2 separate regions of the Homo sapiens genome follow, and region 1 is linked to region 2. A link is an interaction called in ENCODE POLR2A ChIA-PET data of the cell type or tissue named here. Cell type or tissue: PC-9. All regions are shown on one strand. Links, peaks and the distances in the headings refer to the core of each region. The heading gives the core; the rest is flanking DNA.

Evidence for each region. ChIA-PET counts read pairs that join two places held together with the same protein. Peaks named below come from ENCODE experiments on the same cell type or tissue, not always from the same donor. Only the 100,000 strongest peaks of a DNase experiment are listed, where the experiment ranks them.
Region 1: POLR2A ChIA-PET joins it to region 2 with 12 read pairs; 2 of 35 experiments call an interaction of 5 or more read pairs at or near these places.

Annotation. Positions count from the first base shown.
Region 1 is chr17:75,728,867-75,742,037 of GRCh38, reverse strand. It overlaps ITGB4 (integrin subunit beta 4), which reads right to left. Exons shown (of 40, transcript NM_000213.5): 7 at 12,602-12,773; 8 at 11,534-11,797; 9 at 11,074-11,163; 10 at 10,670-10,792; 11 at 10,065-10,226; 12 at 9,799-9,875; 13 at 8,346-8,548; 14 at 5,884-5,987; 15 at 5,652-5,750; 16 at 5,344-5,473; 17 at 4,594-4,716; 18 at 4,394-4,500; 19 at 2,333-2,366; 20 at 1,967-2,158; 3 more. Among named protein-coding and RNA genes, the nearest start is that of ITGB4, 14 kb to the right of the region's middle. RefSeq lists an enhancer at 13,086-13,171. In PC-9, for the core only: no CTCF peak of the experiment used is centred there; no DNase peak of the experiment used is centred there.
Region 2 is chr17:75,539,184-75,555,962 of GRCh38, reverse strand. LLGL2 (LLGL scribble cell polarity complex component 2) reads right to left here. Exons shown (of 26, transcript NM_001031803.2): 2 at 12,462-12,566. The coding sequence starts at 12,536. Among named protein-coding and RNA genes, the nearest start is that of LLGL2, 22 kb to the right of the region's middle. RefSeq lists enhancers at 2,954-3,534, 10,455-11,257, 13,618-14,435. In PC-9, for the core only: CTCF peaks have their summits at 5,770 and 5,982; DNase peaks (open chromatin) are centred at 5,942 and 6,472; H3K4me3 peaks cover 1,299 bases; H3K27ac peaks cover 2,997 bases.

The sequences.
Region 1 (13,171 bases), core at 2,662-10,661, 190 kb before region 2:
CGCGGCCCTAGCCCTGGTTCTAGTTCTCGATAGCTGGGTAACCTTGGGCAAGTCACTTAACCCTTTTGAGCCTCAGCTTCCTCATCTGCAAAATGGGAACAGCAGTGATCTCTACCTCACAGGCTTGACGAGAGGGTTGGATAAGATGACCACACACGGAAAGCCCTTAGGACAATGCTTGGCCCGTAGCAGGATAAGAAATGCTGGTCAGCCATTCTTTTTTTTTTTTTTCAAGACGGATTCTCACTCAGTCGCCCAGGCTGGAGTGCAGTGGCGCAATCTCGGCTCACTGCAACCTCTGCCTCCCAGGTTCAAGGGATTCTCCTGCCTCAGCCTCCCAAGTAGCTGGGATTACAGGTGCCCACCAACACACCTGGCTAATTTTTGTATTTTTAGTAGAGGTGGGGTTTCACCATGTTGGCCTGGCTAGTCTTAAACTCCTGACCTGAGGTGATCCACCCGCCTCAGCCTCCCAAAGTGCTGGGATTACAGGTGTGAGCCACCACGCACAGCCAACGGTTCTTACTGATGGTCATGTGCTGAGATTCTAGCTCTTCTGTCCCTGCATCAAGACCCCCTCCTCACTCCCTCTCTCTCCCCATGAAGGGCCAGGACTCGATGTAGGACCTGGGAAAAAAGGTGTGTGACCTGCTGGCCCATCCTCTCGGTAACCTGCCTGGTCCCCAGAGGTGCACCCAAGATCAGGGTCTTGGACACTGGAGCGGATGGAGATGGGTACCTGCTATCGCTGGTACCGGGTGGGGGGCTGGACAGTCACCTATATGAGGGCAGGGACTGGGTTGATTTGCTTTTGCCTGCTCTAGTCCAGGGGCCACTTCATAGCAAGCACTTCACATTAGCATTTGTTGAAGAAATGGTCAAAGGAACGAATGAAGGTCCGAACCTGACGGACACATCTGACCCTCCCTTCCTATGGGATGGAGATGGAGTAGGGACGGACGAGGCAGTGGCTGGGCTGGGGACAGGCGGGCAGGAAGTGGGGGCCCTCTCACCCACGAGTCTTCTACTCACTTTTTCCCGGCATTGGGCTGCTGCCTGTGGGGACAAAGAGGGCGCTGTGAGCTAGATAGCCCTGAAGTGGAGGCCTGATCGGCCTGGGGGCTTCGGCTCCTGGAGTCCCGGTAGGAGCGGCTCCCCCACCCAACCCGGGCACCCCGGGACTCACCGGAACTTGGTCTGCTGGAGCTTGTGTACACCGGAGATCTGCCTGTAGACCTCGTTCAGCTGCCAGGCAAGGGAGGGGCGTGAGGCTGGGCCTAGGCCACCCCGTGGCAAGCCCTCAGGCTGGGGACCCAGGGAGCCAGGCAGCCTCTGTACCCAGAGATCCTCAGGGTTGGCTGGGGCATGCCCCGTGGGGCAGCATCCTGGGCCCAGGCTCTGGCCTTCTGCCCTCTGGAAACAGATCCCAGGATGCCCCCTGCCAGGCACAGGTCCAGAGAGACCCCTCTCCCCTAGTTAATGAATCTCGGTACCACGACCGCATTCGCTCTGCCCTGCCCACCTCACCCGCCCTCATACCCACATCTCCGGCCAGGCCTAGTTCCTGGGTCCTTACGTTCTCCTCCACCTCCTGGCGCAGCTGGGCGCACTCCCGAGTGTCAGGCTTCAGCAGGTTCTCGGTGCAAAGGCGGGCCAGGCGCAAGGACAGCCCGTAGGGCACTAAGGAAAGGCGGTGGGAGGGGGTGAGATGGAGGTGGTCAGCCCCCTGCATGACAGGCACCACAGAGCATCCCTCCAGCAACCATGCTAGGATCAGGGGATGCCTGGCCAGCAGGCCACGCACACCGAGGCATGAGGTTCATAGCACCATCAGCACAGGGCAAAAGGTGGCTGAGCCCTGTGCCTGCACCCCACACCCAGAGAAGAGGCATGCTGTGATCCCAGATCTGGAACAGAGGGCCCGAAGGGCACTGCCCAGAGCTGTGGCGCCCAGCCCCGCCCTCACCCAGCTCTGTGGGGTTGATGCTGGCGGCATGAGTGGCAAAGCCAGGCCGCTGCATGTTGTTGGTGACCTTCCAGCGGACCACGTCACGGCCCTTGAGGTTCCCGCTGCGCAGCATGGGCGTGTCCAAGTGGTCAGAGGCCATCAGGTTCTCCCGCAGCATGTAGTGGTCTTCCTTAAAGCCCACCATGTGACCTGCAGGATGGGGTCCTCAGCACGGCACCCCTCCCTAGACCCGCACAGCCCAACCTCTTCAGGTGGGACCCCAGAGCCTCCAGCCTCTGCCGTTCCAGGTTCAGCTTCCCTCCACCCCAGCTCAGAGAAAGAGCAGTCAGAGCCCCTGCTGCCCCTGCGATGCCAGGCCCATACCTCGGTTGCAGCACGGGAGAAGTGCCAGGCAGGCCTAGGAGACAAGGTGGGTGAGGGTGAGGCCTGAGACAGCTGCCCTGGCCCAGGTAAGCCCTTCCAGCCACCCCGCCCCATGCCAATGGTCAAGAGGGGTGACAGTGCCTCCCCAGACACCAGAATATCCAGGTGGTAGCAGGGTGTAAGCATGGCACACAAGGGCATAGAGGGGGATGGGGGCAGAGGGTTCCCAAAGTTTGCGCCGTGGAACTCTCATCCTGCCGGGTGCTCTGTAAAGGTTCTGTGGTCAGGTTCACTTGGGAAGCACTGAATTCATTCCCCATGCCCCTCTTGCAGGTTAGGCACAGGACTTTATCAAAGCCTCTGAGAAGTCCTGCAGAGAAGAAACTTGTTTCTTTTCTTTTTTTTTTTTTTGAGACAGGGTCTCGCTCTGTTGCCCAGGCTGGAATGCAGTGGCACGATCGCGGCTCACTGCAACCTCTACCTCCCAGGTTCAAGCAATTCTCCTGCCTCAGCCCCCCTAGTAACTGGGATTATAGGCATCCACCTCCATGCCCAGCTAATTTTGTATTTCTAGTAGAGATGGGGTGTCACCATATTGGCCGGGCTTGTCTCCAACTCCTGACCTCAAGTGATCCACCCGCCTTGGCCTCCCAAAGTGCTGGGGTTACAAGTGTGAGCCACTGTAACTTAAATTTAAGAAACTTGTTTCTTAAACCTTCTTTTTTTTTTTCTTTTTGAGTCTCACTCTGTCACCCAGGCTGGAGTGCAGTGGCATAATCATAGCTCACTGTAGCCTCAAACTCCCAGACTCGTGATCCTCCTGCCTCAGCTTTCTGAGTAGCTGGGACTACAGGCACGCGCAGCCGTGCCTAGCTCAAACCTATTTGATCACATAACTCCTTGCCTATGTAATGCACATTAATATCCCACAACACTGGGGGTTACTACGGAGTGTGGTCTGCCGCCTACAATCCCTACTCTGAGCTATGCCATCCTCCACGCTTTCTCTTGTCTGTTCTCCCCAGTGACCGCCAGCTGCGGGCGGGCAGGGCCCTTTCTTCCCTGTTGTGGCTCCCAGGCCTTTTGCACGTGGCTGACCCCAGAGCAGGTGCTCTCAGGGATCTGGCCACTGATGGCTGATGGAGTGGGGGTCCTGGGCGGGCACTAGAGCTGGGGAAGATGTGGGCTCAGCTTGCCTCAGCCCCTTCTGAGGACTGTGCATTTATCACCTGCCTCTCAGCCCCAATTTCTCCATCTGTCATAGGGCATGGTGACCTTGCCCCACTGACCTCATGGGGTGATGGGGGGCGGGGAAATGGAGTCACGTGGACATGCTGTGGCGACAGCACAAAGAGGAACACTGAGCTAAGCAGAGAACGGATGCTGGCAAGGGCTGAGCTGGGGGCTGGGGCTCCAGGATGACTCGGGCTAAGAGCTCATGGGTGTCATCATCATTACTGTCACTCCGGAAGCTGGATGGGGTTGGTGTGGGTCTTGCCAAGGTGGGGGTGGGGGCGATGGTGCATGCTATGGGTCAGTCCCTTCTGAACTTCACTAATTTAAGCTTCAGCTCCACTTTCTGAGGTCAATTCTATGATCTTCATTTTACAGATGAGGGAACTGAGGCATGGAGAGATTAAGTAATTTGCCCAAGGTCACAGAGCTGGGACCAGAATCCAGACAGCTGGACTCTACGGGCTGAAGCCTCTGGCTAGAAAGCTGCAGGAGTGGGGATGGTGGGTGGAGAGGCTGGGGACCCTGGTGGGGGTTGGGGACCCTGAGGAGGACCCTGATGGAGGGTGGAGACCCTGTCAGAGAGGGGACCCTGGTGAGGTGGGGACCCAGGAGGGGGTTGAGGACACTGGGGAGGTGGGGACCGTGGTGGAGGATGGGGACCCTGTTGGGATGGGGACCCTGGGGAGGTGGGGACCCAGGAAGGGGTTGGGGACCCTGGGGAGATGAGAACTCAGGCGGGGACTGGGGACCCTGGTGGAGGGTGGGGGCCCTGTTGGGGTGGGGACCCTGGGATGTGGGGCCTTGGGAGGCACCCTGGGTGCTCACCTTGCAGCAGGCACAGTACTTCCAGCATAGCAGCAGTAGCAGGGCCAGGAGCGGCAGGAGGAGGAGGAGCAGGGGGATGAGCCACCAGAAGGAGCCCGGAGGGCAGTCTGGAGAGGAGGAGGCAGGGGGAGGTGGTGCCTGTCCTCCCCACCGAGCTCTGGCCACACGCCCCCTCCCTGCGCCCGGCCCCACCAGCTCACCCTTCTTCTTGTGCACCAGGACAGTGCTGTTGGGCCCAGGGGCGCCGTCACCTTCCATGGTGTAGCTGTAGGTGCAGTCGTCATCCTCGTCCCGGAAGGAGCAGCGCACCACCACCTCCTCGGCTGTACCCACAGCCAGTCAGCAGGGCACCCCAGCCACACCCCTCCGCCCCAGAGGACCCAGGGTCTGGTGAGGGGGCCCCTACTCTGCGATCTGCCTCACCCACGGCAGGGCCTCCTGGGGAAGAGTGGAAGTCCTTGCAAAGCCGTGCTCTCACCAGGCACAGGAACGGGTGTGGTGGGGGCTCCCCTGCTCAGGAGCATCAGAGCCTAGAAACCTACCTCCCCCACTTCCCTGACCTGGACATCACCCAGGAACTCAGGGTCCAGAAAACGTATCTGATCTCGAGGAGGGGAGGCTGCGTGTCTCCACAGCGTGACCATGTACCCCTGCTGGGTGCATGCCCCTGCCCAAGTCAGGTGCCTCCCACCAAGACTCTTGGTCCCTTCCTGGGCCAGACTGTGTCCCACCGCCTGGGTTCTGTGCCTCCTGCTCAGGCTTTTACCCTTTTCTGGGATTCGGTGTCCTCTATCTGGGTTCTGTGGTCCCTCCCAGCTCTGGAGTTCCTGTCCGGACTGTGTGACCTTAGCCCAGACTGCAAGCCCCCGTCCAGGTGATGACACCCTTGCCCCGTTGGATGCCCGCTGCCTAGGCTCTCAGCAACCCCAACCCTCAGCCCCTGCCCCTACCTCTCTTAAGCTCGTCCACCATCTTGACCTTGAAGTTGCATTCCTCACACGTGCGCCCCTTCTTCTCGCCGGTGCCCCACGCCTGGCACTGCACGCAGGAGCGTAGGTCCTCGCAGAGGCCCGGGTGGATCTTGGCGGGGAAAGGCGGGGCAGACAGGCACTGTGTTGGGTGGGCCTCTGCCAGACCCCCGCTCCCCAAACCTCTTGCCCTTGGCCAGCTCCTGTGGCATCAGGCTTAGCCCCTCCTGCCCACACTGCCCTGTGCCTGCCCTGTTCCCACGCCCACACCTCGTAGGTCTTAGCCTCACCGCCGAGTAGTTGATCTCGCAGATGGTGTCCGTGTAGAGCGACTGCTGGTGGCAGTGGCAGCGGCCACACTCACAGTGGCCACGTCCATTACAGATGCCCTGGGGTAGGAGGGGGCACCAGTGAGCCAGCTGTGCCCCATCCCTGCCTGCTCCCTCTCCTCTCTCCATAGGGTTCTCTCTGGAGAGGGTGGGTGGTGCTGACAGACACTGTCTGTCTTATGCCCAGGCCTACCCCATTGCTGTCGATGCAGGTGGCATTGCTGAGGGGACAGTCACAGCTTGGGCCTGTCCAACCAGGCTCACACACACACTGGCCCATGGAGCAGCGTCCTCGGTCTGCAGAGAGGGACAAGGAAGGGAGATGAGAGCTACATCTGTGCCTGTAGTCCAGGCTGCCCACCTGGCAGGGAGGGCCTGTGGGAACAGAGCTGTGGGAGCCAGGGTGCCGCTAGCCTGGGGTAGAAGTCATCTCTTCCTCACTTTCCTGGAATCTCCTTCCCTCCATCTCTGCCTCCATCCTACCTACCTTCCACTCTGCAGCCTGAGTAATTATCTCAAAACAAATCCAATCATGTGGCTCCTGCTCCCCTGGCTAAGAACCTCTAATGGGTCCCTGCCAATGCAATAAGGTCAGAAAAAGAAATAAGATGTATAAGCATTAGAAGGTAAGAAATAAGTCCAGGCAAGGTGGCTCACGCCTGTAATCCCAGCACTTTGGGAGGCTGAGGCGGGCAGATCACAAGGTCAAGAGACTGAGACCATCCTGGCCAACATGGAGAAACCTCGTCTCTACTAAAAATACAAAAATTAGCTGGTCATGGTGGCGCATGCCTGTAGTCCCAGTTACTCAGGAGGCTGAGGCAGGAGAATCACTTGAACCCGGGAGGTAGAGGTTGCAGTGAGCCGAGATCACGCCACTGCACTCCAGCCTGGTGACAGAGCAAGACTCCGTCTCAAAAAAAAAAAAAAAAAAAGAAAAGAAAAAAGAAATAAAACTGTCAGCCGGGCGTGGTGGCTCACACCTGTAATCCCACACTTTGGGAGGCCGAGGCGGGAGGATCACTTGAGCTCAGGAGTTCAAGACCAGCCTGGCCAACATGGTGAAACTCTATTTCCACTAAAAATACAAAAATTAGCTGGGCTTGGTGGTGGGCCCCTGTAATCCCAGCTTCTTGGGAGGCTGAGGCAGGAGAATTGCTTGAACCTGGGAGGCAGAGGTTGTAGTGAGCTGAGATCATGCCACTGCACTCTAGCCTGGGTGACAGAGCAAGACTCCGTCTCAAAAATCAATCAATCAATCAATCAATAAAATTGTCTTTATTTGCAAGTGTGAGGAACATGTCACAAAGTATCCAGAAGAATCTACAGACAAATTATTAGATTTCATAAGTGCGTTTAGCAAGGTGACTAGATACAAGGTTAATATGCAAATAGTTAGAAAATGAAAGTAAAACCTCCAGTGACCCCCTTTTGTCCAAAGGATGAAGTCCTGCTCTGGACTAGAACCGAAGCCCTTTGTACTCTGGCCCTGCCTCCTTCCCCAGAGGCACCTTCCTCCCTTCCTCTCTCATACCTCCCTCTGTGCCACTTGTCTGCCTTTCTCCAGTGGTGCCCAGTTCTCTCTTCTGTTTCTCTGAGCACACTCAGGGACAGACAGTCGAAGAGAAGAAATGGTGAACAAAAGCAAGAACAGAAGAAAGAGTAGAAAAGCAGGGGCTTGGAAAGTATACAGTGAGGGCTTCATAAGTATTTGATGAGTAGATTTTCATTCATCCTCCTCCATTCAACTACCAATCCTTCCCTATGTCCCCTTGTCTGAGTTCTGTGATCCTGCCCAGCTCTGATGTTCCTGGCCAGACTGTATGCCTATGGCCTGGACCCATGGGAATACAGAGGAAGCTCCAGGCCTTCCAGGTAGAAATTTAGCATCTTTGGGCCGGGCTCAGTGGCTCACACCTGTAATCCCAGGTGTGATTACAGATGTGTACTTTGGGAGGCTGAGGCGGGCAGATCACCTGAGGTCAGGAGTTCGAGACCAGCCTGGCCAACATGGTGAAACCCTGTCTCTACTAAAAATACAAAATTAGCTGGGCATGGTGGTGCATGCCTATAGTCCCACCTACTAGGGAGGCTGAGGCAGGAGAATCGCCTGAACCCAGGAGGCAGAGGTTGCAGTGAGCCAAGATTGTGCTATTGCACTCCAGCCTGGGCGACAAGAGTGAAACTCTGTCTCAAAAAAAAAAAAAAAAAAAAAAAAAACAGCAGCAACAACAACAAAAAACCCACAGAAATTTAGCATCTTTGGAGAGAGGAAAGATCATAATGCCATATACCTGCCAGCCATTGGAGGGCTGAGCTGGGTGGCACCCACTCTAATGAGATAGGGGTGTGGAGAAGTGGGGTGGGCATAGAACTGAACTTCCAGAGAGAACCTCAGGGGAGTTGGAATCTTAAAACCAGGGGAAAGTCCTGCCAACAGTGACCTTGGGCATGGACGTTACAGATGAGGGAAGTCAGGCCCAGGTTGGGGCAGGACTCAGGGGCGGCCCTCAGGGCATCCAGAGTGGGCTGGGCCTGAACTTGGGGATTCTGATTCCAAGTCTGGCTCTCCCAACCTGGGTCCTGACGGGAAAGTCATGCTTGCTGTCCACTCCCTACCCCGCCATCAGCATTGGCCGCAGTTGTTGTGCTCACCATTGCAGAGGAACCCGGAAGTGCGGGGACACTGGAAGTTGTCATACTCGCAGAACTGACCCTCGTAGCGGCCTTCGCCGTAGCACACACAGTGCCCGCACTGGCACTCCCCACGGCCGGAGCACGGCTTGTCCTCGCCCTCCCGCAGGCAGGGCTGAATGTCACTCAGAGAGCCGGTGGAGCAGTTGCAGGTCTGGCCACTCCTGAAGGAGGAACTGGTCATTCCCCGAAACAGCCCAGGAGGAAAGCTGGGGCTTTTGCTGTCCCATTTAATTTAATTTAATTTAATTATTTTATTTTTTTTTTTGAGACGGAGTCTCGCCTTGTCGCCCAGGCTGGAGTGCAGTGGCGCGATCTTGGCTCACTGCAAGCTCTGCCTCTTGGGTTCACGCCATTCTCCTGCCTCAGCCTCCTGAGTAGCTGGGACTACAGGCACCCGCCACTACGCCCGGCTAATTTTTTGTATTTTTAGTAGACGGGGTTTCACCATGTTAGCCAGGATGGTCTCGATCTCCTGACCTTGTGATCCGCCCACCTCGGCCTCCCAAAGTGCTGAAATTACAGGCGTAAGCCACCGCGCCTGGCCTATTTTATTTTATTTTTTTTCAAGACAGAGTTTCGCTCTTCTTGCCCAGGCTGGAGTGCAGTGGCGCGATCTCAGCTCACGGCAACCTCCGCCTTCTAGGTGCAAGCAATTCTGCCTCAGCCTCCCGAGTAGCTGGGATTACAGGCATGCACCACCACGCCCAGCTACTTTTTTGTATTTTTAGTAGAGATGGGATTTCACCATGTTGGCCAGGCTGGTCTTGAACTCCTGACCTCAGGTGATCCACCCACCTCGGCCTCCCAAAGTGCTGGGATTACAGGTGTGAGCCACCTCGCCTGGCCTGCTGTCCCATTTTACAGATGAGGAAACTGAGGCTCTGAGAGGGCCGAGGCAGCTCCCAGTCATGCAGACAGAAGTGGCTGAGCTGAGACCTAAACCCCAGTGCCCTGTCATGTCACCCCTTCCAGTGTCCTTTCCCCACTGCTCTGCCTCAAGTTGTGGCAAGCTCGCCCAGTGTCCTGAAGCTAAAGCCCTTACTGCCGTGCATTTACGAGCTCTCTTCTGATCAGGCAATATGACACAGGACTCAGAATACCAAAGGCATGGAGCAAAAAGGAAGCCTCGTGTGCCTGTCCCCCAAGATCCAGACCCCAGCCCCAACAGCCAACCCCGTCTCAATCCTCACACCTCTTTCTAGAGACAGCCCATATATCTCTGTATTTCAAAGTGCTTTGACCTGGGTTTGACCAACAACTGGGTGTGCCCCGCCCTTAGCCGTTTCTTTGATTGCCGCCCCACCCCCAGCCAGGTGTACAAGGTGCACCCAGGGCCAGGCCCCTGCAGGAGCCCAGCTTTCCCATCAGGGGCCACTGGTGTCCTGGGTGCCCAACTCCCTTCCCCACTCACCAGCCCTCGCTGCACACACACTGTCCGCACACGAAGTCTCCGTTGAAGCTGCAGCGAGCTGACCGCACCTCTTTTTGCTGGAATGAGAGAGACCATGGTGGGGTGCGTCGGGGGAGCAGGACCGGGGCCACTGGACACTTCCGCTCTCCTGTGTGCCTCGGGAAACCCCACAAGGGATATGGGGCACAGGAGTCCTGCTTCATTCCTCAGGGTCCCTGGGTGCTTGGCTCAGCTCTCCCCTCCCGCCCTGCGGGGCTGCGTTGTACCAGCTCGCAGGTGCACACATCACAGATGATGCCCGCGTCCATCTTGAGGCCGTCGGAGAAGGAAGGTTTCAGATGGATGTTGCCCTTCTGGTCCTCCGGCAGCTGGCACACGTGCGTCCCATCCACGTGCTCAAGGGCCCGCAGCTGCACCTGGTATATACCCTGCAGGGGCCCCGTGGTCAGCCAAGGCAGGCCCAGCCCCAAGGACCAGGGGGCCATCGATGCCTGAAGGCCCTCGGCCCCCAAGTTCCTAGGAGATGTCTGGATCCCTGAAATGAGCTCCTGCTCACCTCCCTCAGGGCTGGAAACTCCCTCCTTCCCAGCGCAGTCACAATCATAGCGACAATGACAGTGGCCAGGGCCTCTGGGCTTCGTGACACTAACCCATTTACTGCCCCAGCAAGCCTCCGGGCTCGACGCTTGCATGCCGAGGAAACCAACAAGCAGAGGAGCAACCTAGGCTCATCCGAGCGGCTAGGCCCAGGGATCTGCACCCAGGCCTGCCTGACTCCAGGGGCCACGCTCTTGACCGCTGTTTTAAACGATTCCACTCGGTGTGGGGCGCTGTGCCTATCCCCCACCCCGCTGCCCCCACAGAGGCGTACCACTTCCCCCCGCCGGATGTGAAAGGACCCAGTCCTCGTCTTCTGGAACATCTTGGAGGTGACCTCTGTCCGAAGGCCTCGGGGGCTGTCTAGGGCCCGGATGTCCAGGTTGGAGCGGATCCGCTAAAGGAGGAAGGAGGTTGATCAGTGCTCTGTGGGGGGCCTCTGTGCTCCACCCCAACCTCCAAGTGTGGCTGGCATCATGCGGGGTATCACAGAGCCTGCAGGAGCCAGGGCCAGGCCCAGGTGGCCCCTCGGGGCCTCAGGGATAGCTAGAGACCCTTCCTCACTGGTCTGTCCCAGACCCATTTCTCCACCGTGATCCAAGACACCTCTTGCCCACCCTGCCCACTTCCTGCCCTGCCCCAGAAGGGCTCAGACTCTGGAGCCTGAGCTGCCCTCACATTGAAGGCCTCCTCCAGCAGCTCCACGATGTTGGACGAGTCCTCCTGCAGCACCCCCAGTGAGGAGACAGGGAAATAGGTGTGAAGCTTCTGCGGGAGAGAAGGCCAGGTCTCAGGCTAAGCATCTCCATGAATCTGAACAGCTCTAGGATTCTTCCCACTTTGAGGATGGGGAAACTGAGGCCTGGAACCTACTGTGGTGTCGCAGAGCCTGCCCTCTTAGCCCCCACCTGCTTGGGAGTTGGGGTGGAAGATGGGCACATGACCTCCCCTTCCCACTAGGGCCCACATTTTGGGGGGTCTAAAGGCTTTGGGAAGGGAGGAAGGAAAGGGAGGAAAAGAGGGAGGGAGGAAGGGAGGAAGGGAGGGAGGGAGGGAGGGAGGGAGGGAGAGGTGTCTGAGAAGCTCCATGGACCCCCTACCTTGACCACCTCCCACCCGTGGGACCTGGGCCCCGCACCTCGTAGTAGCTATAGGAGTAGTTGGTGACAGCAAAGATGGGGATGATGTTGTGCTTGGCGAGCAGGCGCACCAGGGTGGGCACCGACGGGTAGTCCTGTGTCCTGTACTGGGTGTAGGTGCCCGTGGTGTCCAGGTGGCACCGTTCATCGTTGCGGCTCATGATGCCAGCCAGCACGTTGGCGCCATCAGCCTCATAGTGGAAGGCTGACTCGGTGGAGAAGACCAGCAGGTGGGTGCTGTCCGGGCGCCAGCCAATGTCCCTCTGGGGAAGGCAAGGCGGGGCGTGCCCACTGAGCAGGCTGCCTGCTGACACGCATCACGGCGTCGTGTAGGACGGGGAACGCGGGTCCCAACATGGGGCTGGGCTTAAGCCACTGGATTCACAGCAAGTGCCCTCATGAAAGATGCATCTGACGGCACATGACTGAGTGACAACGCTGAGAAACAGGAGCTGGAGATGCGGCCCCCGCAAGGCGCTGGGGCCACAGGCGTGCATCACACCCAGCTAATTTTTGTGTTTTCTGTAGAGACAGGGTCTTGCCATGTTTCCCAGGCTGGTCTCAAATCCTGAATTCAAGCAATCCCCCCGCCTCGGCCTCCCAAAGTGCTGGGATTACAGGTGTGAGCCACCACGCCTTGGCTAGCTCTTTGTTTTCTAACCTAGTAATATGGGTATGTCATTTTCAGAATGAACAAATGGATGTACATATCAAAGGAAATGGCTTATTTGGATGCCCAGAACAGGTGGAGTCTGGGCAGCTGGTGGGTTCAGGGTACTAAAGATTCCAGAACGCTAAAGCCCAGGTCTGCCTTGGTAGCTGATACGAAACCAGGCTGTGACTGCTCAGGCCAGGGGACCGTGGCTCCAGGCACATCTGAACTCAGATTGTAACTGAGACCTACTCACAGAGTCTGAGCTTGTCTCAGGGTGAAGGGGTTGCAGGCTCCCAGGCTTTCCCTCAGGGCCTGTGAGCCTGGCACCAGAGCAGGCCAGGGGGCAGCTCAGGCCCTTGCCCAGAAGTGCTCACCCCTGGCCTAGGCTGGCAGCACCCTTCCCAGTGCCCACCGTGCACACAGCTGTCTGCAGGATGGCATCGAAGCCGCCCTCAGGAGCATCCAGGTTGCCTGAGATCCGCTCTCCCTGCAGTTTATTCCGGAACTCATCCACATCTTCTGTCAGGCTGATGACGTTCTTGAAGGAGAAGGGGGGGTCACTGTTGGGCCAGGGCTCCTTCAGCCTGGGCAGAGGTGGGAGGGAGAGAGAGTGTCACAGGGGGAAGACGCCGCAGACCCCAGTGCCCCTGGCTCGTTTCAACTAGAAGGAGAATTTTTTTTTTTTTTTTTGAGACCAAGTCTCGCTTTATCACCCAGGCTGGTGTGCGGTATGCACGATCTTGGCTCACTGCAACCTCTGCCTCCTGGGTTCAAGTGATTCTCCTGCCTCAGCCTCCCAAGTAGCTGGAATTACAGGCGCCCACCACCACACCTGGCTAATTTTTTTTTTTTTTTTTTTTTTGTTGAGACAGAGTCTCATTCTGTCGCCCAGGCTGGAGTGCAGTGGCGCAATCCTGGCTCATTGCAAGCTCCGCCTCCCGGGTTCACGCCATTCTCCTGCCTCAGCCTCCCGAGTAGCTGG
Region 2 (16,779 bases), core at 2,576-10,575:
CCCAGCAGGAAGCAGGGCTTCGGTACCTTTCCGGTTCCTCCCAGACACCTGAGTGTTGGAGCCTAACCCATATTTACCAGGCCCCACCCCCTGTCCCTTTGTGACTCTGCCCTTGGCCTCATGGCCACCCCTGCGAGCTGATCTTCCCCGACACCATACCAGCCTCTCAATGCTTTCCAGGAACTGACTCGGTGCCTCCACCACGTGCACCCTGGGTGACGGACCCAGCCCTCCTCAGTGGCATGGGGGCCTTATGGGTGTGGGGTGGGGAAAGTAGGGGGAGTTTGGAACAATGGAGACACCGGTCTCTCGGGAGAAAATCTTGGTTGCACCGCAGCTCCGGGCTCACCCAGGGGCCTAGAGTACCGCGGAGGCCCTGCCCTGCTCTGGGCTCTTCCAGGTCCCTCCAGGCCCCAGTCAGCTGGGTCTCACAGACTCTTACTGTCACCAAATTCCAACCATCTTCCCAGAAAGGGAATTCCTGGAGTGTCGTTGCACATACGTGTTTTTTTCATTTATTACAGAATACACACACACACTGTGAAAAACCTGGGAGGTATAAAGATGTTTAAGAACAAAAACTGAGGCTGAGGCAGGAGAATGGTGCGAACCCGGCAGGCAGAGCAGCCTGGGCGACAGAGCGAGACTCCGTCTCAAAAAAAAAAAAAAAAAGAACAAAAATTACCCAAACTCCCACAACCAGAAGTAACCTTGCTAGAACCTAAGTGTACATCCTTCGAGTCTTCTGCACTTGTGAATGTTTGCAGGTCTATTTTTTTTTTTTTTGAGATGGAATCTCGCTCTGTTGCCCAGGCTGGAGTGCAGTGGTGCGATCTCGGCTCACTGCAAGCTCCGCCTCCCGGGTTCATGCCATTCTCCTGCCTCAGCCTTCCGAGTAGCTGGTACTACAGGTGCCCACCACCATGCCTGGCTAATTTTTTGTATTTTTAGTAGAGACAGGTTTCACCGTGTCTCTATCTCCTGACCTCATGATCTGTCCACCTCAGCCTCCCAAAGTGCTAGGATTACAAGCGTGAGCCACCCGCACCCAGCCAAAAATTTTTTTTTTTTTTTGAGACGGAGTCTTGCGCTGTCGCCCAGGCTGGAGTGCAGTGGTGTGATCTCAGCTCACTATAAGCTCCGCCTCCCAGGTTCACGCCATTCTCCTGCCTAAGCCTCCCAAGTAGCTGGGACTACAGGCGCCCGCCACCACGCCCGGCTAATTTTTTGTATTTTTAGTAGAGACGGGGTTTCACTGTGTTAGCCAGGATGGTCTCGATCCGCCCATCTTGGCCTCCCAAAGTGCTGGGATTACAGGCATGACAAAAATTTTTAATTTTTCTTTTTTGAGGGTCTCACTCTGTTGCCCAGGCTGGGTGCTACGGCATGATTTCGGTTCACTGTAGCCTTGGCCTCCCAGGCTCAAGTGATCCTTCCACCTCAGCCTCCCAAGTAGCTGGGACTACAGGCATGCACCACCACACCTGCCACACCCGGCTACTTTTTAATTTTTGGTAGAGACAGGTACTCGTCATGTTGTCCAGCCTGGTCTTAACCTTCTAGACTCAAGCGATCCTCCTGCCTCGGCCTCCCAAAGCGCTGGGATTACAGGCGTGAGTCACTGCAAGCTGCCTAAAATGGCTTTTTTTTTTTTTTTTTTGAGACGGAGTTTTGCTCTTGTCACCCAGCCTGGAGTGCAATGGTGCGATCTTGGCTCGCTGCAAACTCTGCCTCCCAGGTTCAAGTGATTCTCCTGCCTCAGTCTCCCCAGGAGCTAGGATTACAGGCACCCACCACCATGCCCAGCTAATTTTTGTATTTTCAGTAGAGATGGGCTTTCACCATGTTGGCCAGGCTGGTCTTGAACTCTTGACCTCAAGTGATCTGCCCGCCTTGGCCTCTCAAAGTGTTGGGATTACAGGTGTGAGCCATCATACCCGGCCTAAAATGACTTTTAAAACATCTAAAGAATATTCTTTACCTGTAGATATCCTAATTCACCAGAGGTTTATTGTTGAGTATTTACTTTGTTGCTAGAGGGTTTGCAATCCAACAACCATGTCGATGGCATTCTTGGACTCCTATCTTTGTCTGCACCACTTGAGTATTTCCTGGGGCAGATGTCCCAGGGATAGAATTGTGGGTTAAGAAAGGTATGAACATAAACCCACTACAAATTTAGAGTGATAAACCATCTTCAGGAAGGTTTTTAGTTCAGTTTCTTAATCAGTTACCCCAATCTGACCCCCGCCTCCCACCCCGGGGGATAGTGACCCTGCAGAGCTAGGTGAGAACAGCACAAAGCGATGCTATGTCAACTGATTGCTTTAAAGACTTAAAAAACAACCACAGAGACTCTGACTTGCAGAAAAAGGTCCCAACAATGAGGCAGCCTCCTTAGGCCCTGGGCTTTCCTACTTTGCAGCCCTGCCAGGCCTCAAAGCAGCAGAAAAGGAGAAGTCCCTGATGAGATCTAGCAATGATAGCTTAGCAAACCCAATTGCTACCTGCCTCCCCCATCAGTCAGTCTAGTCCAATGGCTCTCACAAGGAATCCCATGCTGGGGTCAGGCAGGGAGGAGAGCTCCAACAAGTGCCTATTTTGGGGGATGCCTGGAGACAAAAAGGTCGGGGGAGACGGGGGGTGCCTCAGGCCTGGCCTTTGCTAGGAACAGGGCCTGCCCTGCAAATGGTCATACCTAAATGGGATAGCCAGGGGGACAGATAGGGCCCAGCAGCGGCCCCCAGGCCAGCCCAGGTCCCTGTTCAGCTATGCGAAAAATGCAGAGCCTGGAGAAGCCCTGGATAGAGATAGCTGAGTGTCTGGAATGTAAACATTTCCCAGGAAAAGGGGAGTAGACAGTGGGATAGGATGTGCAGGACAAGCTCCCCCAGGGGCCCCACCAGACCTCAGCCAGCCCCAGGTTGCTGGGGCCTCAGGAAGTCAGCAGCCGGAGCCGTCTCCCAGGACAGCAGCACTTTCCCAGCAGCAGAGGCAGCTCAGGGAACAGCCTCTGGAATTTGGAGGACTCTGGTGGAAATGCCCTACAGGAGCCCAATGGCCTGGCCAGGAGCAGGCCCCATGCTCCGAGCTGCCCAGAACGGTAGCCATGAGCCCCATGGGGCCACCAAGCACTTGCAGTATGGCTCATGTCACCAATGAGGATTAAGTCAGTTCTTGGAAACCCTTCAAGTATGTCTGGAACAACTCGGGTTCTAGAAGAACAGGGGCTGGACTCAGGCAGGCCACGCTTCGAATTCCCTTTTTCCACTGTAAATCATCCAAATTCTAAATACAGATCTAGTACTTCCAAAAAAGATTTAATGTCTGAACTGAGATGTGCCGTAAGTGTAAAATACACCTAGATTTCACAAATTGAGCATTCAAAAACACAAACTGAAAAAATCTCATTAGTAGTTAATCACACGTCAAAATATTTTGCATATGTTGGATTAAAAGGAATATATAATTTTTTTTTGAGATAGGGTCACGCCTGTCACGCCTGGAGTGCAGTGGCACGATCACAGCTCACTGCAACCTCCGCCTCCCTGGTTCAAGTGATCCTCCCGCCTCAGCCTCCTGAGGAGCTGGGACTACAGGCACACACCACCACGCCCAGCTAGTTTTTGTATTTTTAGTAGAGACGGGGTTTCACCAAGTTGGCTAGGCTGGTCTCAAACTCCTGGCCTCAAGTGATCCACAGGCCTCAGCCTTCCAGAGTGCCAGAGTGCTGGGATTACAGGTATGAGCCACCTTGACCAGCTGGAATACAGGATTAAAATTAATTTCACTTGTTTAAATAATTTCATAATGCAGCTTCTAGACTTTTTTTTTAAAGACAGAGTCTCCCTCTGTCACCTAATTGGAGTGCAGTGGTGAGATCTTAGCTCGCTGCAACCTCCACCTCCCGGGTTCAAATGATTCTCCTGCCTCAGCCTCCCAAGTAGCTGGGACTACAGGCATGCACCACCACGCCCAGCTAATTTTTGCATTTTTAGTAGAGATGGGGTTTCACCATGTTGGCCAGGCTGGTCTCGAACTCCTGACTTCAAGTGATCTCCTCGCCTTGACCTCCCAAAGTTCTGGGATTACAGGCGTGAGCCACCGCACCCAGCCAGAATATATAATTAAAATTAATTTCACGTGTTTAAATAATTATACAATGCAGCTTCTAGGAAATTTTAAATCACATACATGGCTCATATTATATTCCCATTGGCCTCGACAATTCCGCACACCAGCAGGAACGTCAGGCCACAGAGAAAACAGCCTGTAACTTTTTGCTAGGCTCTCAGGCCACAAGTCAAGGGCGGGCAGTTCTTCTAACATTTCACCAGAGTCACTACTCCTGTTCGGCTCAGCATCTTTCCTCTAACTCAGAGGAAGACAAAGGGTTGGGCCCATCCTTCAACCACCCGCATTCATTCCTCATTCCCTTCAAGCCTTGGAGTTATCGTGGCCACCCCTCCCCCCCATCCCCACCTTCTTTTCCAAAGGCTGATTTAGAACAGGGACTGAGTCAGACCCACTAAGCTTTGTATCCCTTCCTGCCACGTACAAGGCATCTGGTCGTGGATGAGCTGCTGGGCCTCCCTGAGCTTCATTTCTCATCTAATAAACGGGATGGTACTGGTGACTGCACTGGGCAGAGCTGTCCTTGGATTGGAGATGATGGATCTGAGGCCACCCTGCAGCACACACAGGCCTCTGCTTCCTTCCGAGGCTCGCATTGTTCCATAGTATCACCTTGGGCACTTCTCCAAGTTGGCAACTCTGGAGGGACCAGGGCTCCCCTAAAACCAAAATAAGGGCAGTGACCTTCACAGCGACTCTACCTGGACAGGGCCAAGAGAATGGTTTCATGTGTAAATGACCTGTCTCCCAGGGGATTCCTCAGGCAGTCCTATGAGGACAGGGGCTCGGGCTGGGCAGAGAGGCAGGGGAGCCCTAGGTTAGTTATGAGAAGCCCAAGGGATCTTGTTGGGAACAGGGAAGGGATTGGGATTTGGGAACAGGACTAAGAGCAGCTAACAGAAGGGACAGGGAGAAGCTAGAAACCCAGGGCCTAGTGTCCTGAGGAAACCAGTCAGGGAAAGAACGAAGGCTCCATGGGCACCTCTGGCTGTGCCCCAGTTGCCCCCTAGTTTGTGTGTGTGTGTTTTTTTTTTTTTTTTTTTTTTTTGAGACAGGGTCTCACTCTGTTGCCCAGGCTGGAGTGCAGTGGTACGATCTCAGCTCACTGTAACCTCCTCCTCCCGGGCTCAAGTGATCCACCTGAGTCTCCCGAGTAGCTAGAACTACAGGCATGCGCCACCACAGCTGGCTAATTTTTGTATTTTTTGTAGAGATGAGGTGTCACTATGTTGCCCAGGCTGGTCTCGAACTCCTGGACTCAAGTGATCCACCTGCCTCAGCCTCCCAAAGTGCTGGGATTACAGGTGTAAGCCACCGCGCCCGGCCTGCCCCGCCCCTTACTTTGGTGCCCTTCCCACCCCCTTGGATCCCACCCCCAACTCCTACCAGCCTTGTAAGGCTTAGCTTCCCTGCTGCTGAACAAGGTCTGTATCACTTAGGTGGTGACTCCCCCCTTGTTTAGGGTTCAGGAACAGTTCCAGGTCCCTGTTAGAGGGAGTGCATATGGCCTCCCTAAAAGGAAGTACCCACCTGAGCACAGGAGGTTGGGCTCAGCCCCAGGGCTGCCTTCCTGCAAAGGTACACACAGCAACCCTGAATCGCGGCTGCACTCAGGACAGAGGGCGGGACGGGGCATAGCCCCTGGGTGGTCAAGGAATTCCAAGACCAGCCCTCCCCAGCTATTCTAGGACCCTAGCTATCTCTCCTCAGATTCAAACCAGGAGGCTGACCAAAGCTGCCTGGCAGCCACTGGGGCCTCCGAAGCGCGGCATCCAGCCTACCCGGCCCCGCCCACATCTGATACCTGGCTCAGGTGACCTCTGCCAAGGGAGGAGAGAACAATGAACTCTTTTGACAGGGGGGTTGGGAAAGGAGAGCAAAGATTTGCAGAAGCCGCCAGACTGCAACGTTAGCCTGGAGTAGGGGAGAAGGCCCGTCTCTCCTGGGCTCTGGGACTCCTTTCCAGGTCCCGGAAGGGGAGCGAGTGGGCAAAGGCTGGCTGTCAGAGACAGTGGGGCCTTCATCCTGCCTGCAGCCAGGGAGGACCCTGCCCAAGGGCTAGGACCTGAGGAGGAGTCCCTGGCACTCCTCAGGGGGTGGGAAGGAGGCAGTGGTGGGCACCAGGCCCTCAGAGGCTGCCCAGCACCTTGGGGGAGCACTCCTGCCTGGCCGGGCCACTCTGCCCGATACTGGCTGGGTGTGGCCAGCTCAGATTCCTGGCAGTGGCGGCAGCCTGGCCCTCCCTGTGTGGCTGCTGTCACCTGACACCAGGGGCCCAGCCATTCGAAAGCCAATACAGAACAACCTGGCCCTCCGCAGGGGCTGCTGGGTCAGGAACACACTGTTTGTTCAGGGCCTAAGGGGACAGAGGAGGGTGGGCACGGGCAGGGAAGGCCCAGGCAGGTGCTTCTGCGGCAGCCGGGCAAGCACAGCAGCCTGTTTGCCCTGATGGGTGTGGCTGCTTGGGGTGTGCCTGGGTTTGGCCGAGGGGAGCGAGCTGGCTGTGAGCAGTTGTCTAGGAACGGGTTTTACCTTGACTTCTCCAGCAGCACTTCCTCCCTCCCGAGGTCCCATGGTTCCTTCCCTTGGTCCTCAGTGGCCCTGTCCTGGTGCTGCAGCTGACTTGTCTGTCTGTCCATCCCTCCAATAGGCTTGACGGCCCACCATATATAGCAAACAGTTACTTCACTGGTGAAGTAACTGAGGTGTGAAGGGAGGTGAAGCCACCACTCTAAGGCCACACAGCCAGACCACAGGTGAAACCAGGACATCCTCACCCCAGCCAGTGCCCCTGCCCCGGATAAGCTCCAGCTGTGCAAGCCCTGGGGGCCTTAGTCTCCTCCCCTGCAGAATGGAAGCAACACCCATCCTGAGTTGTTGTGAGGGTGACACCACAACAAGGCAAGTCCTGGTAAGGCGTCGACCTGTGTCAGGCACCGTTTGAAGCAATTACACTCCCTTAGGGATCATTATGATGCTGTTGGAACTCAGGACATACCACCCCAAAATACCACTGTAGGAGACCAGAATGGGCTACCCCAAAGTATACTTCTTTGGCTTTTTTTTTTTTTTTGAGACAGAATCTCACTCTGTCACCCAGGCTGGAGTGCAATGGCGCGATCTTGGCTCACTGCAACCTCCGCCTCCCAGGTTCAAGTGATTCTCCTGCCTCAGCCTCTCAAGTAGCTGGGATTACAGGTGTGCGCCACCATGCCCGGCTAGGCTGATCTCGAACTCCTGACCTCAGGTGATCTACCTGCCTCAGCCTCCCAAACTGCTGGCATTGCAGGCAGGAGACACGGCGCCCGGCCACTTCTTTGGCATACTTTGAGCTGGTTATTCTCAGAAAGTGCAGACATGGGAGTAGCTCTGAAAAGCTGTCCTTTAGCCGGGCGTGGTGGCACATGCCTGTAATCCCAGCTATGTGGGAGGCTGAGGCTGGAGAATCCCTTGAACCCGGGAGGCAGAGGTTGCAGTGAGCTGAGATGGTACCATTGCACTCCAGCCCGGGCAACAAGAGCTAAACTCCGTCCAAAAAAAAAAAAAAAAGGAAAAAAAAAATTGTCCTTCTGTAAAATAAATTTACATCCACAAAGGAAAGCTACATTAGTCAAGTACAGGCGGAATATCCCTCATCTAAAATGATTGCGAATAGAGGGTTTTAGATTTCAGAATCTTTTGGGTTTCGGAATATTTGCATTATACTTACCGGTCGAGCATCCCAAATCCAAACTTTCAAAATCTGAAACGCTCCAGTGAGCATTCCCTTTCAGTGTCATGTTGGCACTTCAAAAACTCAGATTTTGGAGCATTTCGGATATCAGATTTTCTGATCATGTATGCTCAATCCATATCTGTATCAGGAAGAAGGCTGCTCCAAGGCAACTTTTATTACCCAGGACCTTCTCTGCATAACAAGACAACCTTCATTCACCTACACTTCCTCCCCTCACCTTCCTGTAACCTGGTCACATTCCACCCCAGTCCTCATTTTTTTTTTTTTTGAGACAGGGTCTCACTCTGTCACCCAGGCTAGAGTGCAGTGGCATGATCTCGGCTCACTGCAATCTCCGCCTCCAGGGTTCAACTGATTCTCTTGCCCCAGCCTCCCTAGTAGCTGAGACTACAGGCGTGTGCCACCACACCCAACTGATTTTTGTATTTTTAGTAGAGATGGGGTTTCGCCATGTTGGCCAGGCTGGTCTCTAACTTCAGACCTCAAGTGATCCACCCACCTCAGCCTCCCAAAGTGCTGGGATTACAGGCATGAGCCACTGCGCCCCGCCTCTCGTCAATTTAATTCATAGCCCAGCCAAAGAACCTAGAAGGCTGGAGGGAAGCCAGTTTTTGCTCCCCTACAATGCCCATTTTACAGATGAGGAAACTAAAGAACAGAGAGGCTAAGTAATGCGTCCACTGTGTCTTACACAGTGAGGAAGCATCAGAGCCCGCATCTAGACCCAGGTCATGTGGCTGCAAAGTCCCTGCCCCTAACCACTACCTGGCCCCTCTGATGCCTGGCACATAGCCCTCGGTGAACTGGAGTTACCGCTCTGACAGCCAGTTCCTGGCAGAGTTCAGAGACTGTTCGCAATCACAGATCCTCTGGAAGTACTGAAGCCAAAGAAACAAGACGTCTCCCTCTCAGGACCCCCGGGGCGATGTCCTTGCTCTCTTTGAGGCATCGGGCTTGGTGTGGGTATAAAGGAGTTGAGCCAAAAGGTGTTGGACAAAAAGGCCAGAACTGGTTCAGAAGCCAGTGTCTACAAGCCACCTGGGGTCGAGCTGTGATGGCGCCACTGTCCCAGCTGTCACAGTACCCAGCAGACTGGCCTTCCAGGACCACTGGAAGAGATGACCTGAGTTGCCAGCATGAACACTGTCTGGGGCCTGACCCTCGCCTACACCAACAGCCCACGTGCCGCTCCAGGCTCCAGCCCTGGGTATCCCACCGTCCGCTGGACCTGCCCTCCGCCTGTCTGCTGGACCTGCCCTCCGCCTGTCTGCTGGACCTGCCCTCCGCCTGTCTGCTGGACCTGCCCTCCGTCTGTCTGCTGGACCTGCCCTCCGCCTGTCTGCTGGACCTGCCCTCCGCCTGTCTGCTGGACCTGCCCTCCGTCTGTCTGCTGGACCTGCCCTCCGCCTGTCTGCTGGACCTGCCCTCCGCCTGTCTGCTGGACCTGCCCTCCGCCTGTCTGCTGGACCTGCCCTCCGCCTGTCTGCTGGACCTGCCCTCCGCCTGTCTGCTGGACCTGCCCTCCGCCTGTCTGCTGGGCCTGTCCCAAGGCTCCCCCAACTCAACCTCAAGCCACATGACACCCACCACAGAACGATGCTGCCGGACACTGCAGCCGCCAGCCAGACGTGGCCTTCGATTCGTGCAGGAACTCATGTAGTCCTCACACCAACTCTATGGATGGAGTGGCTCTGATTATCATTATCTCAGAGGCATGTGACCTGCTCAAGGTCACACAGCTGGCGAGCCGGGCAGTCGGCACCACTCACCTCTGGGCAAGCTGCCTCTCCAAAAATGGAGAGCACTGTTGTTGCGATTGTGTCCAAATCAAAACGATCAAAATACATTACTTTTCCTCAAATCTGTTCTTCGCCACTCCTGGCCTGGGCTCCCCCTCCCAAGGCCTGGCACCACCACCTACCCAGGTCAGAGACTTCACGGTCATCCTGCACACCCGCCTCCCCTCCCCATCCCCTCCCTCTTTACTGCCCCATCAGCAGATCTCAGCCCTGAATAGTTCTCTATTCCATGGGTCTCAAACCAGGAGCGATTTTACCCCTCAGGAAACATTCTTGGTTGTCACATCTTGACAGGCTGTGTGTGTATGTATGTGCTACTGGCATCTAGTGGGTAGGACTAGGGACACTGCTAAATAATCTACAACGCACAGGACAGCCTCCGCAGCACAGCCAGCCTCAAATATCATCTGTGAGTGCTGAAGTTGAGAAACCCTGCTCAATTCATGCCTCGTTCCCATCCCCACTGGCTGGGCTTCCAGTCCCTTCCTTCTGGGCTGTCACCTATCTTAGTCGGGGCAATGTCTCCTAACTGCTCTGAGCTTACCTGCCTTGCCCAAAGGGTAAAAACATCTCCAGGTTTATCTTTCCTACATTGTAAATGGGACCACTATTCACTCCCTTGCTCACAACCCCTGGAGCCGCAGGGTCAGATCAGGCCCAGATACCAGCAGCCTCCCTGCTTCACAGCCTGGGCTGGGGAGGGGCAGGGCAGACGGGATCCCAAATCCTCTGGGATCTGGCCTCATCCTCCAATCCCACCCTGCTGGCCCCACCACACTCCCCGAGCCGGATGAGTCTACCCCGCTCCTGAATCCCCTGGGCTCTCCCCTTCCTCCTCTCCACTTCCAAGGCCTGAAATTTCAGGCCATCAGCCTCCTCCCTCCTGCAGACTGTAAAAGTGGAGGGCAGAGGCCTAATCAGATTCCCATAGCCCTGAGCCTTGGGCTGTGGATCCAGTAAGTGCTCAATGCATGCTTCTTGCATATGAATGGAAAGAAGAAGGCAGAGCAGGAGACCCAGGAGCCTCCCTCTGCCACCCCCAGGCCTGGGAGTGGGACAATCAAGTTTGGGGATCACCCCTGGGGGATAGGGGAAAGAAGAAGGGACAACTCCTTGCCCCAGCTCCACCCTAGCCTCACTCAGCTGCACAGACAGAACTTGGTGCAAGGGGGCAGGGGTAGGGGGGTGTTCAGCCCTATTTGCTGAGCCTGTCAGGTTTCTGCCACCTTTTCAAAGCGAAAGACTGGAGGCAGATGGGGGTCACTCAGTTCCCTTCCATCTCCCGTGGACACCGAAGCTTTGAGACCCAGCACCCATAGGCTACTCCCTCCAGAGCAAGGGTAGCAGGCTGTAGGTGTCCTGAGATCTCCCATTCCCAACACCTGCACCCCCATATCCCAAGGCCCAAAAGCGAGCTGGCAGGAGGCACGTTGGGATAGGAAAGCCCTAATTCCAGAGGCAAATGTCCTCGTGGCAAAGCTCCATCAGGGACACCAACTCCTCCCACAGGCTAAGAAACACAGAGAGAAATGGCAGGGCACATTGGGAGCGCTGACCCACCTCTCCCAACGGGGAGGTCAGGGAGGTCCCTCCACCCCACGACCCACCTCTCCCAACAGGGAGGTCACGGAGATCCCCTCCAGCCCACAGCAGCAGCCAGCATTCCTGGGCCACTGTGCCTAGCACTTAAGTTACCTCACCCCACGTACGCCCTTAACAAGCCTATGGTGTGGGCGACAGGCACACGGCCATCCAGCTTCTATGTGGCAAAGTTGGGTTTGCACCTGGGCAAGCTGACTTCTACAGTTCTCAAATCAATAACAAAAATACAACCAAAGAGACTTCCTCATTCTCCACAGGGAGACATCCCTTTTCCAGACTGTCTGGTCTCACATCCACTGCTTCCTTTCGGGGGCAGGGGAGCCCAAACGGAAGCCCCCAACGAAAGCCACATGTCCTGCCCTCAGCATATTGGGAGGGTCCTGGCTCCCCGGGGGAAGAGGATCACAGTGTCCCAGTTCCTGCAGCCCACCTTCCCAGCAGAGGCGCAAAGCAGAGGTGAGAAGATCATTACCTCACAAGGCCCCACACTGCTTGGTGGCCCGGGAGCTGAAGAGCCACACTGCACGCCTCCTGCGTACAGGCCCGTCCTGACCTTCTCAGGCCCCAGACTCCTGAAGGGAAGCCCCGTGGGCCTTCTGGTACCCCGGATACAGGTTTGGGATTGGGGTAGTCCGAGGCCAACTCCGGCTCATTCTCCTGGGCACCTCTCCCCACTCACCCCGGCCGGAGCCAGAAGGAATCACGTGTTCAGCCTGCAGGGGAGCTGCATTTTCCTTCAGGGGCAATTTGAGAAGGGAGAAACAGCCATGGCCTGTGACTCCAGGGCCCCAAGGGACCTGGAACATTATCACCCCCTGAAGAGTTCATCCTTTCATCTCCCACGTCCCTAAACCTCCTTGACAACCCTGTGCCGAGGTAGACATGGCAGATCGTTTTATTCCCATGATACAGGTAGGGAAACTGAGGCTCCATGAGGTGGAGTGACTTGCAGAGGTCACACAGCCAGTGAAAGCCTTCAGATGAGAAGTCCCAACTCATGAGGGCAACCTATTCCCCTTTTCTATAAAAGCCCTTTAACCAGGCCCCATTTCCAAAGTCTGAGTCCCAAGAGGCACTGCAGGCAGTCACATAAGAGCTATACCTTAATCCAGGTAAGAGGTGCCTCAGCCCCAGCCTGAGCTGCTTGGCCGAAAACCTGGGGGTCATCTTCCCTGCTCTCCCTAACTTACCTTGTTAAACTGGAACAGGTCCCGCTTGAGCCTCTCCCGCACAGGGTCATGCCCTGGCCTCAGGAACCGCCTCATTTTGCTTAGTCTGCAGCCCCCACTGGAGACCTGGAGAAACAGAAGGAGCTGCAGGGGTCTGTCCTGGCACTCAGGTATCGATTAGGCCCGGCCCAAACAGGTGGAGCAGGGCCTCTCTCTCCAAGTCCAGTAGGCTGCCACCCCGGGGCCAGGCCAGCTTCACAGTGACCGCCCATGCACCCTGGCTTCCCCACGCTCAGATCTAGAGGCCGGCCCACCTCAGGGCTGAAGGCTGTCACCACCTGTGGCCTTATAATGGGGGTAGGAAAAGCTGGGGGAGGAAGCCATTTAGCCTGGCTTTATAAGCACAAGGAGGGCCGGCGGGCCCTGAGGTTAATTAGCTTAATTGTTAACCTGTTTTCTGAGAAACCATGAAACTCCAGCTAAGCAGAAAGGGAAACTTCGCAAGCCTCTTCCTCCAAAGTCTTGTGGAAGGTAGAAACACCAAGGCCATCCTTCCCAGATCAGAGCCCAAGTCGGGGCAGGGGAGAGGCCTGCAGTGACTCCAGGCCAGGGCACCGGGCAGATGCTTCCTCCTTCTGACCTCGGGGAAGGCTGTCCAGGGACTCTCGGCCTCAGCCTCTCCAACCAGCCACAGCCATGAGAAACTCAAGTGGGCACGGGTGGCACAGAGCACTCGGTCAGGGGGTGCTGGCCCATGCCACCGTGCCTGGGGTCTCTGCCGGTCCCCTCCCCTCTCTCTGGCTAGCCCCAGTCCAGCTTCCCTGTGCGCTCATGGGCTGTGCTCAGAAAGGTTCTCTTTCCCACGGGCCCTAGTGGAGAATAATCAGGAGGAATCTGCTCCCAATAAAGAAACCAGCTCAAGGCCCCTAAACTCTCCGCCCACCATAGAATCCATTCCCAGCCCAAGGGGAAACCATTTCTGGATTATCCTTGGGGGAAGGGGAAGGAGCCTCTGTGCTCCAGCTTCTGGCTTCCAGTAGCTCAGCCTCCTGCTGACCACAGGACAGCAAGGCCCGTCCTTGGGAAACACAGACCCTGGGCACAGCTCCGTCCACTCCCAGCAGGATGGGGGAAGGAAGCAGATCCAGGCCGCACCCTGGAGGCGCGTGCTCCAGGCAGGGACAGGTAGAGACAGGGCAGCCCAGTGTTGAGTGCTTTGACTGCAGGAGGGAGAGGGAACACCTGGCCCGAAGTGGGAGGCAGCTTAGATACCTTCGAGAAGAAGGTATCTAAGCTGAGGTTTGAAGGATTTCGCGTTCTTGGGAGGTGGCAAAAATTAACCATCAGGTCAGGACTTTGCATATGATAGGATCCCATGTAATCTGGGCAGCGTGGGAGAAGGTAGGTAACGTGCGTGGCAGAGTTGGGGGTGTCTTCGGGCAGAGGAACCGAGGGCTTGCTGTGCTGGGAGGGTGACCCGATTTTACAAAATCGCACTGTAAAAAATGGCAGTCTTGTAATCCCAGCACTTTGGGAGGCGGAGGCAGGTGGATCACCTCAGGTCAAGAGTTTGAGACCAGCCTGGCCAACATGGTGAAACCTCGTCTCTACTAAAAATACAAAAAGTTAGCCGAGTGTGGTGGCAGACGCCTGTAATCCCAGCTACTTGGAAGGCTAAGGCAGGAGAATTGCTAGAACCCAAGAGGCGGAGGTTGCAGTGAGCCAAGATCAGGCCATTGCACTCCGGCCTGGGCAACAGAGCAAAAACAGTATCTCAAAAAAAAAAAAAAAAAAAAAAAAAAAAAAAGCAGAGCCACATCCCCCTTGAGTGAAAGGATCTGCACGGTCAGTTATCTCAAAACCGAATACCAGGAACCAGCCCCCAGAGCGCTGTCACCTTCTGGGGAAACTGAAAAAGGGGGTCATTCCGGGATGTTCCTGCCTTCACATTTTGGAGGAGTCAGACCAGAGGTGGGGATCCCACTTTGCTGGGGAAGAGCAGGTGGCCGGGAAACTCCTAGGGCCCACTTGATCCAAGGTCCCAAGGGGGTTCAGAGAACAGGCACCGGCTGGGAAAGCCCCAAGGGCTTCTGGAATGGAAGTGAGGGGACACCCAGATCTGCTGGCCCAGCATTGCAGCCTGGGGGAGGGCAGCTCACACTCATAAACCAGTTGGACTCCTGGAGGGCTCACACCCCCACCCGGGGCCCAGGCCAAGGTCACTGGGTCAGAAGTCAGAGGAAGCTTGGTGGGGGCTCCCTGGAGAGTGACCACTGCCTGCAGACTCCAGGGAGGGGACAAGAGGGCACAGGGCCATCCGTGCCAAAGACTCCACACAGGCTTAAAAGTGACAAGGCAGAACTGGGGGCTGGGAGGAGGTGCCAGTAGGAAGGAGGAAGACAGGGTGTAGCAATGGCATCAGGAGGGCGTGGACACTGAGCACCACCCACCCACCCAAATGCTCCCTGGGGCACCTGCTGTGCAGTAGGGAGTGAGTGTACCAGACCCTCTGCATCCTATTCCATTTAAAACATTTTGCTCAAGTAATCTGTGCCCATTGTAGAAAAACCAAATACAGACAAGAAAATCCTCCCTAAACCCCAGCATCCAGAGAGTCACAGTCATGGGTCGCTGAATGTCCTGGCCATCTCCTTTCCTTGGCACTGTGTGAGTTTGTGAGCGTGGAGCCCCTCACACCACCCTGATCTGGGAAGCCATCTGAAAGGTAAGCAGAACGTCCCCACTAGACAGGCAAGGAAACAGACCACAGCAGCAAAACACCCTGTCAAGGTCACCAAGTAGGAAGCGGCAGAACTCGGACTGGACCCCAAGTCAGAAGGGCTGTGGGTAGCAGTGATGGATGGATAATACAGAACAAAGGATGCCCAATGACACCCTTGCAATTAAGAGGCAGGGACACGCACAGACACGCTCCCAGATGCTGGCAGCTCAGAGCCGACCCGGCAGTCTGGGGCCTGGGGACTGGCCGCTGCTGACAGGGTGCTGGCGAGGTCTGGCTGGGCAGGGCTGGTGGCCTTGTGTGGACCTGCTGCTCTTCCCACACGGGGCTGGGACCTCATGGGCATGGGGTGATGGAGCCAGGAGGACCAAGGCAGGGTGGGCATGGTATCCCCTCACTCCAATCAACCCACTGCCCAGGTCAAGGCATGGAAAAGCACCACGCTTCCTTGAAGAGGGGGCTGGTCTAGACCTGGCGGGCCTCACCTCCAGGTGGCTCCTCAGCTCCCCACCCCAGACAAGCAGGTTCTCTGCAGAGAAACTTCAGGAAGCCAGGCCTAGAGACGCCTGGTATGAACAGATCCTGCCTACTCAGCCCATTCCTGGAGGGAGCCAGGGGTTGTAAGGGAAAGAGCCCTGGGCTAGGGGCCAACAGGCCAGGGCTCACCATCACAGCACCGCATAGCTCCCCCAAGCCACATGGCCTCCAGAGACAGCTCCTCTGTAAAGGGGGATGGCACTCCCTCCCACACAGATCCTGTAGAAGGAGCAAGAGCTTGGCATGGAGCAGACACTGTCCTAGGAAAGGGATACAGCAGTGACAGGGGAGCAACAGACACTTCACAGGACACAAATCAGAAAATGGGATGATTTCCAACCAGCCGCAGTAACTCACACCTGTAATCCCAGCACTCTGGGAGGCCGAGGCGGGTGGATCACTTGAGGTCAGGAGTTCGAGACCAGCCTGGGTCAACATGGTGAAACCCCGTCTCTACTAAAAATACAAAAATTAACTGAGTCTGGTAGTGTGCTCCTGTAGTTTCAGCTACTCAGGAGGCTGAGGCAGGAGAATCACTTGAACCTGGGAGGTGGAGGTTACAGTGAGCTGAGATCGCACCACTGCACTCCAGTCTGGGTGACGGAGTGAAATTCTGTATAAAAAAAAAAAAAAAAAAGTAACCAGAAAATGGGATGATTTCTGACAGAGGTCAGGACTATCTCTGATCAAAAAAAAGAGATGGGCTGGGCACGGTGGCTCACTCCTATAATCCCAGCACTTTGGGAGGCCAAGGTGGGAGGATCACTTGAGCCTAGGAGCTGGAGACGACCAGCCTGGGCAACATAGTGAGACCCTGTCTCTAAAAAAAAAAGGAAAGGACATTTTTTCAAATTTACATGGAACAATAAAAATTTTGAAAAGAAAGGAGGGCTGGGCACAGTGGCTCATGCTTGTAATCCACTTTGGGAGGCTACGGTGGGAGGATCACTTGAGCTCAGGAGTTCAAGACCAGCCAGGGCAACATAGGGAGACCCTATCTCTAAAAATAATAAAAACAAAATTAGCTGGGCATGGTGGCATGCACCTGTGGTCCCAGCCACT